2 separate regions of the Homo sapiens genome follow, and region 1 is linked to region 2. Evidence: chromatin contacts called from ENCODE Hi-C data. All regions are on one chromosome and are shown on one strand. Each heading gives the region's core, a stretch centred on a gene start or an enhancer-like site at or near the end of the contact. The rest is flanking DNA. Distances are from core to core; before and after follow the strand shown. Region 1 overlaps KIF16B (kinesin family member 16B). Region 2 overlaps MACROD2 (mono-ADP ribosylhydrolase 2).

What was found. Hi-C counts contacts between places; a loop is a spot of excess contacts on that map. Pooled maps may share reads with other maps.
Region 1: a map with no recorded cell type shows a loop between it and region 2 (2.3-fold over the local background). The contact joins two enhancer-like sites. A Hi-C loop is called at or near these places in 1 of 37 single-sample maps with no recorded cell type and 4 of 50 pooled maps.

Annotation. Positions count from the first base shown.
Region 1 is chr20:16,466,600-16,473,705 of GRCh38, forward strand. All of the region lies in intron 12 of KIF16B (kinesin family member 16B), which reads right to left. Among named protein-coding and RNA genes, the nearest start is that of KIF16B, 100 kb to the right of the region's middle. Within about 2 kb of position 5,677, at least 2 of the 41 ENCODE cell types and tissues checked have a DNase peak (open chromatin) inside an H3K27ac peak, as active enhancers do.
Region 2 is chr20:16,001,425-16,008,214 of GRCh38, forward strand. The region is part of intron 15 of MACROD2 (mono-ADP ribosylhydrolase 2); the gene reads left to right. Among named protein-coding and RNA genes, the nearest start is that of KIF16B, 570 kb to the right of the region's middle. Within about 2 kb of position 3,212, at least 2 of the 41 ENCODE cell types and tissues checked have a DNase peak (open chromatin) inside an H3K27ac peak, as active enhancers do.

The sequences.
Region 1 (7,106 bases), core at 4,427-6,926, 470 kb after region 2:
CCTTTGCCTTCTGCCACGATTGTGAGGCCTCCCCAGCCACGTGGAACTGTGAGTCCATTAAACATCTTTACTTTATAAATTACCCAGTCTTGAGTATATCTTTATTAGCACATGAAAACACTCTAATACAGGTGGACACAGAGAATCAAAACTTACTGGAGCAGAAACCCACCAGCAGAAAGTTCTGCAAGAACCAGTACCAGGGTAGGAAAACCTAAACAGTAATTGACAAATTGCCAGAAGCTCCATGTGGACAAGTCTGAGAGCTAAAAACTCCAGGAGTGGCTTTTCTAACTCAGTAAGTTAAACAAACACTACAGGAGGACACAGTCACAAGGGGAGGAGGGGGCATGCTTTTGTGAGTTTTACCACCAGAAGTCCACGTTCTCATGCTTTTGGGAGGCAGAGAGGAAAAGAAATCACTGTGAAATATGGCAGGGCATTCTGTTCTTGCTAACAAGGTTTGCCCTTGGGACAAAAGATTTTACCAGAGCCTAACCTGCTTGGATTACATCAGAGCCCAACCTACCTGGGGTAAAGAAAATAACCCAACTTCAGCTCCCTGCAGCCATCCTGTCCCACACTAGGGTGATGGCCAGGGCAGGGAGAGGACACTGAGAAGCACTGTGAAGTTCAACAGGGGCACAAGCTCACCAAAAGACTGAGACCTAATCATAGGACTATAGAACACTTCCTGTCCCCCCACGCCTCACCACCACCTCACTAAAGGCCTGTTTACCACAGCTCCTCTTACCCAGTACATCATGACCACCTTTGCCCAAACACTTACAAGGCAAACTAAAAAGCAAAACACAGTTTTGAAGAGACTGAAAAACATCAGAACCAGGGTTCCATAATTATGTCAGGAAGGTTGGAATTATCAACCAGGGAAATTTTTTAAACTATGATTAATACACTAAGGGCATTAATGGAAAAAGTAGACAACATGCAAGAACATACAGATCATGTAAGCAGAAAGATGAAAAAATCTTGAAATAAGTCAAAGGGGAAGACACCTTATCTATAAAGGGACAAAGACAAGAATTACAACAACTATTCCTTAGAAACCATGCAATCAAGAAGAGCATAGAGTGAAACATTTAAAGTTTTAATAGGGGGGAAAAAAAAAACCCGGCCAACCTAAAATCCTGTACCCTGTGGAACTGTCCTTCAGAAAATGAAAATAAAGAGACAACACTGGAAAAGGAATAAGTGAAGATAAAATTTTAAAGTTTATTTTCTTTATTCTTAATTGATCTAATAGTTAACAGTTGATATGCTAGGAAAGGAGAGAAAATGGAATCATATAAAATGCTCAATTAAAACCATAAAAGGCAGAAAAAGTGTGGAAGACAAAAACAGAAACAAAGAACAAGATAACAAGTAGAAAACAGTAACAAATACGATAAATATTAATCCAACTATATTAGTAATCACTTTACACATCAATGGTCTAAATAAACCAATGAAAAGACATACATTTTCAGAGTGGATCAAAAAATAAGACCCAACTGTCTATATAAAAAAAGCCCAGTTTAAATGTAAAAACAAATTATGACTGAAAGTAAAGACCTGGAAAAAGAAATACCATGCTACTCTAATCAAAAGAAAGTAGGAGTAGCTGTACTGATTTCAGACAGAGTAAATGTCAGAACTTAGAAAGTTGTCACAGATAAAAGGGAAAATTATAGGCCGGGCGCAGTGGCTCTTGTCTGTAATCCCAGCACTTTGGGAGGCTGATGCAGATGGATCACCTGAGGTCAAGAGTTCGAGACCAGCCTGGCCAACATGGCGAAACTCCGTCTCTATCACAAATACACAAAAAAATTAGCCGGGCATGGTGGTGGGTGCCTGTAATCCCAGCTACTTGGGAGGCTGAGGTAGGAGAATTGCTGGAACCCTGGGGGAGGAGATTGCAGTGAGCTGAGATCAAGCCACTGCACTCCAGCTTGGGTGACAGAGCAAGACTCCGTCTCAAAAAAAAAAAAAAAAAAAAAAAAGGAAAATTATATAACAATAAAGGGATCAATACTCCAAAACTACAAACATTAATGTGTATGGCATAACAATAGAGAGTAAATATACGTGAGGTAAAAACTGACAGAGCTGAAAGAACAAATAAACAAATCTACTATTAGAGAGTTGAAGATTTCCAACACTCCTCTATGAGAAATGCACACATCCAGTAGGCAGAAAACCAGTAAAGACATACTTAAATTCAACAGTACTGTCAATTAAGGGAATCTGATTAACACCTATAGACTACTTCATCCAACAACAGCAAATTACACATTCTTTTCACTGTCACATGGAACATTCACCAAGACAGACCATATTCTGGGCCATAAAACATCTTAACAAATGTAAAGGAACATGGGCACAGTGGTTCATACCTATAATCCCAGCACTCTGGGAGGCTGAGGTGTGAGAATCGCCTGAGGCTAGAAACTTGAGAGCAGCCTGGGCAACATAGTGTGACCCTATCTCCACAAAAAATAAAAAATTAACTGGGTGTGGTGGTGCATGTATGTAGTACCAGCTACTTGGGAAGCTGAGGCAGGAGGACTGCTTGAGCCCAGGAGTTGGAGGCTGCCGTGAGCTTATGATGGTGCCACTGCACTCCAGCCTGGGTGACAGAGCAGGACCCTGTGTCTTAAAAAAAAAAAAAAAAAAAAAAAAAATGGTCTCCTTTCAGACCACGATAGAATTAAACTAGAAATCAACAACAGAAAGATAAATGGAAAATCCTAAAATGTTTGTAGATTAAACAACACACTTCTACATAACATGTGGATCAAAGAAGAAATCTCAAGAGAATTGAAGAAATATTTTAAACTAAATGAAAATGAAAACAACACTTATCAAAATTTGCATAATGCAGTAAACACATCAAGGAAATGTATAGCATTCAATGCGTGTTAGAATAGATCAAAAATCAATCACCTAAACTTCCACCTTAACTAAAAAAAAAAAAAAGAGTAAATTAAATGCAAAGTAAGCAGAAAAAAATAAATACTAAAAATTAGAGCACTATACTAGTATTAGAAAGGTCAAAATTCAAAACATGACAACACAAATGCTGACAAAAATGTGGAGCAACAGGAACTCTTGCTCACTGCTGGTGGGAATGCAAAGTGGCACAGTCACTTTGCAAGACAGTTCGGCAATTTCTTATAAAATTAAATATACCCTTTCCATACAAACCAGTAATCATACTGCTTGGTATTTATGCAAATGAGCTGAAAACGTATGTCTACACAGAAACCTAAACACGGATGCGTACAGGAGCTTTACTCATAATTGCCAAATCGTGGAAGCAACCCAAAAGCAGGTGAACGGATTAAAAACAAAACAAACAAACAAAAAAGGGTGGCACATCCAAACAATGGAATATTAATCAGCTCTAAAAAGAAATGAGTTATTAAGCCATGAAAAGATATGGAGGAATATTTAATGTATATTAAATAAGTAAAAGAAGCCAATCTAAAAAGGCTCATATGGTATGATTCCACCTATATGACATTTTAGAAAAGGCAAAACTATGGAAAAAGTAAAAGGATCAGTGATTGCCAGGAATTAGCAGGTAGAGAGGGTTGAACAGTCAGAGCGCAAGGTGTTTTTAGGGCAGTGAAACTATTCTTTATGATGTTATAATGATGGACTACATCTTTATACATTTGTCAAAATTCATAGACTGTACAACACCAAGAGTGAACCCTAAGGTAAATTCTAAATTTTGAGTGACAATGATGTGTCAGTGTGGGTTCACTGATTGTAATAAATGTGTCACTGTGGTGAGGGATGGCAACAATGGGGGAGGTTGTGTACATATGGGCCAGGAAGTATATGGGAACTCTCCACACTTAAAGTTCCATTTTGTTCTTTTTGTTTTGTTTTGTTTTGAGACAGGGTCTCACTCCATCACCCAGGTTGGAGTGCAGTGGTTGATCACAGCTCACTGCAGCCTCCAACCCCCCAGGCTCAAGCAATCCTCCTACCTCAGCCTCCTGAGCAGCTGGAACTACAGGCATGCACCACCATGCCCAGCAAATTCTTTTTTTCTTTTTTTTTTTTTTTGGTAGAGACAGGGTTTCACCATGTTGCCCAGGCTGGTCTTGAACTCCTGGGCTCGAGCAATCGGCCCAACTCAGCCTCTCAAAGTGTTGGGATTACAGGCATGAACCAATGCACATGGCCTCAGCTCACTTTTGTTTGAACCTAAAACTGTTCTAAAAATAAGATTGATTTTTTTTTTAAGCAAAAGTTAAACACTGAGATGGTTTCCATTTCTACCCCAGGGTATGTGAACATAGCACCTTCACTCCGTTCTCACCTCGTCTTCCCTTGTTCCTCCCTCAATTCTCAGATCCACCAGTGAGACAGAAAACATAGGAGACAGGAAAAGAAGAATCAAATGGGAAGTGGAAAAAAGACAGGGAAGAGACATTGGGCAAAAACACATTCTCAAGTTATCTCTACTGAACGAGGTTTTGAACAGAGAGAGCTAACCATCATGAAATCTTGGTGCCTCTCAAACTCCACTATGATGCCCTCTGGAAACTTTCCGTCTCCATGAGTTTACAAAATTTAAAAAATTGACCCAACAAAAGCCAATTTTTCATTGAAAAGCACTACTAATAATTGACATGAAAGGGCAACACTGAAAAAATTCCTTGATTTGGGAAGCATAAAATATGAGTCCTAAAATACACTGTCACTCTGTGAAGACTAAGCCTCCAGGACCAATAGCTTTCTCTCTGATGGAAAGTGGTCCCTTCTAGCAATATAAGGGGTTCTGCCCCTTGACCAGCATATTATAAGTGCTGACACAGGTATGCCCCAATGACATGATGGTAATACGTGGTAAATGGTATAATTTTGTATCATCACAATTTGAATCTGCCTCACAATGATATAATCTTGAATCTTCCTTGCAGACCTCAAACAGAAACTCACTTCACATATTTAACCGCAAACAGCATAGACATTTCTCTTACAGAGAGGGCTCATTTTAAAATAAGGATATGCCTTAACAAGTATATTTAGTCATAAAAGCCTTAATAAAAATATGATTTTAAAAATCCATCACAGAATGATGCAAAAGCAAGCTGAGGGTTCTTTTGACCCACACACTGAGGCCAAACTACCTAAAGTGATTACTACACGTACTGAATTCACTGTGAGACAGAAAGTATGGCTAATTTACTACCTATGGTTCTTCAGAACTTTCCATATTTATTCTTTTTTCCATTAAGGTTTTTTGTTAATCATATCTTCTGAAATTCTGTGATTACACAAACACCAAAGATAATGACATGACTTACCTTGTTTCTTACATATAGCTGCAAACATTTAAACAAATATGAGTCCAAAATTCAAGAACTCCATGGCTGGCCTAATGTTAACATGAAACTAGGTATGAACAACAAAAATTACAACCATAGCTACTGTCGTCTATTGAGCACATTTGATCTGCTAAGCCAGGGGTTAGCAAACTAATGGTCCGAGGGTAGCACTCTGCTGCTTTTGTAAATAAAGGTTTCTTGGACACAGCCATGTCCCATTTGAGGTCTTATCTGCATATGCTTTCGTTCCACCTCCACAGAGATGAGTCATTGTGAAGGATCATACAGCCCGCAGGGCCTAAAATATTTACTATCTGGTTCTTCACAGAAAGTCTGCCAATCCCTCTTGTAGGCACAGTGCTAAGTACTTTATATAGATTATCTCTTTACATAGATTATTCCAGTGAGGTGGAAATGATTATTATCCCCATTTTAAGGAGGAGGAAACAGGTTTATCAAGATTGAGTCACAAGCAGCCAAGCCAGGCTTCGACTCCCAAACCCTCTAAACTGCCAAGCTACACTGGGTAGGAGCAGGGAGGACAACATAACCCTAACGTCATGTAACTGTACTGGTATAAAGGTAAAGCCTTCCAAAGCATCTGAAATTAAAAAAAAAAAAAAAAAAAAAAAGTAAAAGGACCAAGCCCATTTCAGGAACAGAGAGACTCCCACACACCCTGTGGAAACACTTCCTGAATGGTGTCATTATCATTGATATCACAGCATTACCAACTTTCCCATGATAACGTCATGCCACGCGCTCTCACTACACTGTGTTCAGAGAACAAACCTCTCGGCTGACTGACCGCCTGCCTACTGACTTTGCATTCTGCCCTTGTCAACCTATTCTATGTGCCACTACCATGCCAATCCCTTCTCTAAGTATTGAGAAAGTCATTACCTAAGAGCATACCGTTTGTTTTGAGTTAAACAGACTTTGATAGACCAACCTTAGAAACTAGCCATGAGGAATATCAATACTCAGAGGATAAAAACCATATCTAGGTTCTGAGAAACTAAGCACATCAATCATTTTTCAGAATGCCACTATCTTCTAAGACAGGTTTTTTTAGCAGAAAAATTGTTCACCATTTTAATAGGAAAAGACCAAATGGTAACCTACAAAGAATAAAAAGCAATTCTGTTATAAGGAATCCATTCAGGCTACAAGTCTTCTTAAGTCCTGGACACCAAAACCGCAAAAGAGCATTTAGCTTAAAACCCAACGGAAGTCCTCAGAACACAAGGAACTTTGGAGCAAGCAGGCCCCTCTACTCATCAAACTTAGAGCCACAGAGCACAAGAGCATCTTAAAGGCTCTCCCAACTTTTTATAAACAGGCCTGCTAAATTTTGCTTAATGTGATGTTTCCCAGACTTATTTGAGAAAGGATTTCTTTTTCTCTCCCTTTACAGAACCATATTAATACTAAAACAGTCCCTCAACAAACATTTCCCAAGGGTCTGCTGTGTGACAGGCACTGAACTAAGGGACTGGAACTAGAATCTGGGGAGGATACATATTAAACATAAAATTGCAAGTTATTAAATGAATGTTAGTACCCCATGGAAGAGATCGCAGGGACTAGAGTAGACACTTTGAGAAATGCTAGTATAGGAAGGACGCTGGACCAGGAGCCAGAAAACTATATTCCCACCTCAACTTGGACCCTAACTCCCTATGTAATCCCAAAGATCACTAAGTAAGGAATGCAGTGTGTGCAGACCTCGGATTCTCCCAACTATGATATGACAAGGTA
Region 2 (6,790 bases), core at 1,962-4,461:
TTGTATGTGATTGCTTTATTTCATTGTGAAACTTCAAAGGAAATGTTGTCGAGATGAATCAGTCACGTTTCTAACCAATAATATCATCCCATTGTTTGAATTTACATTTTTTACATAGAAGCACATGAGTTCATTTTTCAGAGATGTTGTCATAGTTTATTAGCCTTCATTTTAAATTGAACCTAATTTTATAAACTGCAGAGAAATGGGGAAAAAGGGAAAAATAGATATTTCTTCTGAAAGAAAAATTTCAAAGGAGAATTTTTTTTCCATTTGTCATATTTGGTTTGTTCCTCAAACTTTAAACATAATTTACTTCATCTGTTCTTTTGTTTCATATACTTACAAACATAGTTCATAAAGTAAAAATATTCAGGATTAAGAGGTTCATTTTTCGTAACGTATTAAGATATGGTCATATAATTTCAATGTAAGGGAGTACTTTTCAAAATTAATATAGTCAATATTTTACACTTTGTTACATTACTCTTATTTTTCCATTAACAAAATATTATAGGAAACCTTATGCAATGAGAAACTAAAACTTGCGTAACATCTAGTAATTAGATAGGATAAATACTAGACAAGATAAATATAGTTATATAATATAATGTGTCTTATATATATATATATACATGTGTGTATATACATAAATATGTATATTTCATATCTCCAAAGTCTACCTGTTTAAGAGATACTCAATAAGTAGATCTCAAAGTTATCTCTGACAATACAGGAACATATCCAGAAGATATCTTACTATTTTATCACCTATAGTAAGGAATAAAAATTTTAGTCCAGTCACCAAATAAAATGTGGGGTTGAAGAGAACATTAAGGGTTACTGTTTTTAATTGCCTGGAGTAGACAGAACAATGGTCCCCCAAAGGTGTCCTCATCCTAATCCCAGGAACCTTTCCATGTGTTACATTACACAGGAAAAGAGACGATGCTGATGTAATTAAGTTGGGGGGCTTGAAAAGAGAAGAATGTCCTGGAGTGTCCAGGTGAGCCCAGTGTAATCACAAGTATATCTATAAGCAAATAGGGAAGCAGGAGAGTCAGTGAGAGGGAAGGAGATGCGTTGGTAGAGGCAGAGGAGAGACCACAAGAGAGCGATTGAGATTTGAACATGCTATGCTGCTGGCTTTGAAGATGGAGGAAGGAGGCGATGAAACAAGGAATACAGGTGGCCTCTAGAAACCGTAGTAGGTAATCAAACAGATTTTTCCCCAGAGCCTCAAGAAGGAACATAGCTCAGCTGACACCTTGACGCTAGCCTCATAAGACCCATTTCAGACATCTGGCCTCCAGAACTGTAAGAAAATCAGTTTGCATTGTGTGAAGCCACTAAGTAATTTACTGCAGCAAGTAGAAACTAGTACATTACCTCTACCGCTACTCTAGTATTTCGCATCCAAATTTAGAACACTCCTTTTGAAAATCCTAGACTTTCCCACTGTCTTCTTTTGGGTGGTGATGAGGCAAAGATGATTGACAGATGGGTAGGCAAACAGAGTACCCTCCTTCTGAGTCTCCTCAGTTGCACTTTCAATGATGTTTATTAATTTAAAAACTATCCAGCATGAATATGTACAAGGCACTGGGCTCGGGGCTGGGGCACAAACAAAAACAAAATAGAAAACCCACCCACCCACCCACACACACACACACACACACACACACACACACACACACAAACAATCTCTACCCTCAAGGGGAAGCTAAGCCCTCAGTAGTGAAAACAGATTCATCTGGATGGAAGTTCTTAAAATGTGTTCCTTGGACCAGTAGCTTCAGCATCATCTAGGAACTTGCTAAAAGTGCAAATTCCTGAGCTCCCCTTCGAGTATATTTCTTATACAATAATTGCTGTGGTTTGGTTTCTCTATTAGAATATTAGGACTTTATGAAAGTTTGAACCCTGTGTGTGTGTGTGTGTGTGCATCTCTTGTGTTATATGTAGGAATTCACATTTATATATCCTAGAGACAAGACAGTGAAAACAATAGAAAGCAAATAAGCAGAGTTTGGAGGCTCATGGTCCAGACTTCCTGGCAACAGGCTGCGTAACACTGCTTAGTCTGCCAGTAACCCTAGCTCCAGCAGGTGTAGCCCAAAGTGAGGGCAGAGGCTTTCCAAGTTGAATGTGCATGAAATCACCTGAAGCCTTTGTTAAAGCATGGCTTTCAGTGCCCTATCCCTCAAGTTTCTGGTTTAGTAGATCTGGAGATGGCAGGAGTCAAAATGTTGCTTTTTCTTTTAGAGACAGAGTCTCACTCTGTCGCCCAGGCTGGAGTGCAGTGGCGTGATCTCAGCTCACTGCAAACTCCACCTCCCAGGTTCAAGCGATTCTCCTGCCTCAGCCTCCTGAGTAGCTGGGATTACAGGCAAGCACCACCACGCCCGGCTAATTTTTGTATTTTTAGCAGAGACAGGGTTTCACCATGTTGGCCAGGCTGGTCTCAAACACCTGACCTCCTGGTCTGCCCGCCTCGGCCTCCAAAAGTGCTGGGATTACGGGCTTGAGCCACCGTGCCCGGCCAAAATTTTGCATTTTTAATGAGTTCCCAGGTGATGGTGGTACTGCTGGTCCAGGGACCACAGCTTGAGAACCACTGGCAAAGCCCTCATTATCCAAACCAGCTGGCTCACAACTGCCACTGTGGGAGAAGATGCTTCTTTAGCGTCACTGTGGACCCCCAGTACCTGCAGCTGAGACACAGGGCATTACCTGTGGTAAGGATGAGGACCTCTTCCCGACTCCAACCCACAGTATGTCGGAGATCAGCCACTTATAAGCCTCTCTTCCCGCATATGCCCTCTTTGTGGTCATTGCACAACACATTTCTCCCACAGTGGCAGGTGATATGGACAAGGGAACACAGAGACCGCGTGCCTAGGTTAGAAGAGTACAGAACCAAGGACTGTGTTTGTTTATTGGAAAGCAGCCCTGTGGTACGCAAAATGCATCCTGAGCAGCATATATTGGAGTTGTGTATACAAAATCATGTATGCTACTAAAGGGTCCTTGTTATGCCAGGGCCACGACTACTCCAAATGTCATGCTCGGGGTCAGGTTCCAGCCCCAGCTGAGGTCTGATGGGAGTGGGTGGATGGGCAGATGGCAGGTGAAAGGTAGTTTTATTTAGCAGCTCTCTTATCAGCAGCTCTCTCACACTAGCTCTCTTATACTCTCTGCCTTTATCTCGGCTGTTTGCTCCGGCTCTGCGGCCCCTGTCAGCAGCCAACTCCCACACACAGCCGCAGGACCAGCCTGCAAGGCCAGCTCTCCCTTACAGTGTTAGCAGCTTAACTCTTTCTCTCTCTGGGCACGAGTGCGAGCCATGGCTCCCTTCTCTCCGTCTTGCAGTACTCTCTCTCTTTCTCTTGGCCCCAGCACAAGAGCGCCTGTCTGGCATCAGCGGGGCAGTTATACTTTTTACAGACAGTAGTGACTCAGAGCCAAGTGTGAACTTAAACAGATTATATAAAAAGTGGAGTATACACCTGCACCCTAAACTCACTAAGTCATGCTGGCCTGGATGTCCGCCTTGGCCTATTCTTGAGCAAAGCACATCCATACACCTTACAGTCATTCTTTCCTTATTTTGATGAACAGGATATATGGGGGGAAAATGAAGATAAAAATTCCCCATCATTTTCATAGTTCTACTTGTCTTTAGACATAGAAACAAGAAGGAGTCATGTGAAAGAAGATGGCATTCTCTCTACAAGGGTTGAAAAAAGAGCAAAAATAGGATCGGGGGCATAACTCTTGCTCAACTTGCGGAAGTTCCCCACACAAAGTAAAAATAAACCCTGCTTTAGCAGCCCTTATCTGATTTAAGTCAGTTTGTCTTCCAAGATCTAACATTTCCTCCGTTGAATTTGAGGGGCTTATTTTAATAAGAAAAGAAAAAAGGAGAAGCTGAACAGGGCCTTTAGAGCAACACACATAAGCTGTTTGCCATATTGAATCAACACCTGGGGCATTGATCTGAAAGCTAAACGCAGGCTGTTCACCTGGATTGCCAAGTATAACAGAAGCAACTGGCTCACTGACATCAGAGAGAGCGTACTTCACCAGGGCTCCATCTGCAATTGCCTTTGAGGACCAGAGATAATCAGAAAAAAAGTACAGAGGTTGTTCTGAAACCTAATTCCAACTTAGGAGCATTTATTTCTCCTTTCCGTAAACTACCTGTGATTTCTAATCAAAAATGCTTTTCTAAACCCAGCTGACCTAATTCTCCTTTTCTCCCTCACAGCGTGTCTTTTTGTTGTTGTCGATCTTTGGCTTCGCTTATTCACCAAGCACAGTTGTTGTTGCCTAGCTCTCTAAGCTTGTGTGTCCTGCCTTTCCCAACATTCCAAGGAGTAATGGTCTCATTAACCCAGTAATTAAAGAAATCCTGTACCTTTCCACTCTGGCTAGCTGCCCTCTTCCTTTTCCCCTATTGTTCTCTCAGTAACACCACCAGCAGATGGTTTGAGATTTTCACCCTTTCAAAAGCTTTATGTTTTTCCCATCTCATCAAGCATATCTCAGCCAAGTGTAATTAGCTTAAGGCTTTTGAATCCTTAAGGGAGATCAGTTAAAGACTTGAGCAATTTCAATGAAGAGCTTGAAAAGCCAATCCTGGAAGGCTAAGGGTAACCACAGGAGAGCCACTATTATTTAGAAGCAAAGACCCTCTCCTCCGCCCATCCCTCCTTCTTTAGGCACTTTAAATTCTCAGAATATTCATGAGGCCTCCAGGGCTTTGGGACTCTATTTGGACCATTATTGAGTAGGTGGGATATTTAAGCTCTTACTCATCATCGGGTCAGTTGGTTCCTTTTAATTGATTTCAATCAAGGGGCCATTTTTGGGGAGCCTTAAGTTACTCTCAAATGGCCAACAGTTTGTTTGCTAAGTCTCTTAGCCTTTTCATTCCTTTCTTTATCCTTTGGTTGTTGGAAACTAGCTTTCTTTGTAGTTCAAGCAGTTCATATGAAGTCTAAATTAATTAACTGCAACACAGATTTGCACCCTACCTTTGAGTGATGGTGAACCCCCTTGATTCCTGAATAGCCACATGTATTGTGGTAGTTGATCCCACAGCCCAAGCCCTTTTTCCCCATACTTGGGAAAAAGCAAGTTGTTTTGAGACCAAATTAAACTCTATTTTTATTGAAATGGAGTGGAGTAGTGCTTAAGTGTGTGAAGCACAGATTGTTGGTGGGATGTTAAGAGAGGGGCCCAGGCTCTCCCTCGAATTGGGTGATGTGTATTTTCCCCATGCTTTCAAGTGGGAGGCTCGGAGGCTCAGGTGTTGGGTAATAGGATGATTAAGTGTGTTCTCATGTCTAGTTTCTCATTACCAAGACTTGGGTAAAAGGAGAATTACTTTTGTAAATCTACTACCATCTTTTTCAAATAAAAGGAACCAATGCCAAAACATTTGATTAGAACGACCTCTTTTTGTCTCAAGTACACTAATCAGCTTCTGTTTGAACAGTGATGCATAGGTATGGAGATGTGCCTGTATTAAATATTATACATCTACTGTACCATTAGAGGACACTACAATCACAACTTAGAGGAAAATTCCTTGTAAAACATGGGATGTGTGTTCTGAGCCGTGGTATGACATGGAATTGGCTTGCAAAGCAGACTCCAAATACTTATGAATTAATTTATTGCTGTCTGAAAAATATGACATAATGTTTGAAGTACAAATTGGCTTACAAAAAGATATAAGCAGGGTGAACATTTTTGGTAGGTAAGACAGAAATGTAGCTGCATTTTATAAATGTTTGTTTTGCATAGGAGAGTGATAAATTACAGTAGAGTTTCACTATTATTGCTTTGAATACGGTAGGCCTAAAGAAACTAGACTATCCCAGCCAACGTGGCAGTTCTGAACCACAGAAACCAGTTGCATTGGTGCAGAGTAGGTAAGACTTAGAAGAAAGAAACTGCTGACAACACCTTCACTTTATAACAACATACAGTGAGGCAGAGGACTATTAGCAAACCTGATACCACAGTGTCCAGAAAATGTGCAGAGGTCATCTTCTATAAGGTTTCTTATACAACAGTTTCACCACGGCCATGGTGCTATGGGCAGGAAAGCTTTTGTTTATTCCATTTTTCAAATAACTGATGCTTAAAAAATTTTTAGGCACAGTCAAAATAATATTTAAAAATTTTTTCAAAACAGCGGTATCTACTTTTCTTCAAACTGAAATTACAGGAATTAAGGGTATGAGGAGTAAAATATACCTGACCAGGGTCACACATTCAGTAGGTGGAGCAAGGCCCTGACATTTATTATCTAACTTGTGACCCAGCATCCTTTCCACCCTACCCTTTTCCCCTCTGAGCTGCTCTGAGGGGCTGTGGCTAACAGAGTATGACACTCGAGAGGGTATGTACCTAATTGTAACTTACCCAACTTTATATAAGTTGGGTATAGATATATAAAATCACCCAACTTTATATAAGTTTCACAGTTGGAACCTGGAGGTCACCTTGTTCAACCTCCTGCTGTGATGCAGAAAGCCTTGATGATTTCCTTCCCAGCTGATGCTGTGGCCTCTGTCAAGGGACATGCACGATGGGGAGCTCACTATCTTTCGCAGGAGTTCTTTTATCCTCAAAGATTGAGTGTTTATAAATGAACTGGATTTTCCTGACGTTTCTGCTGACTCATCCCAGCTTTGCTCTGCAGAGGGAACTGAAATGAACCTGGCCTGTATGGCAAGAGTCTCCTAAGTCTTTGAAGGCAAAGCCTTCCTATAGC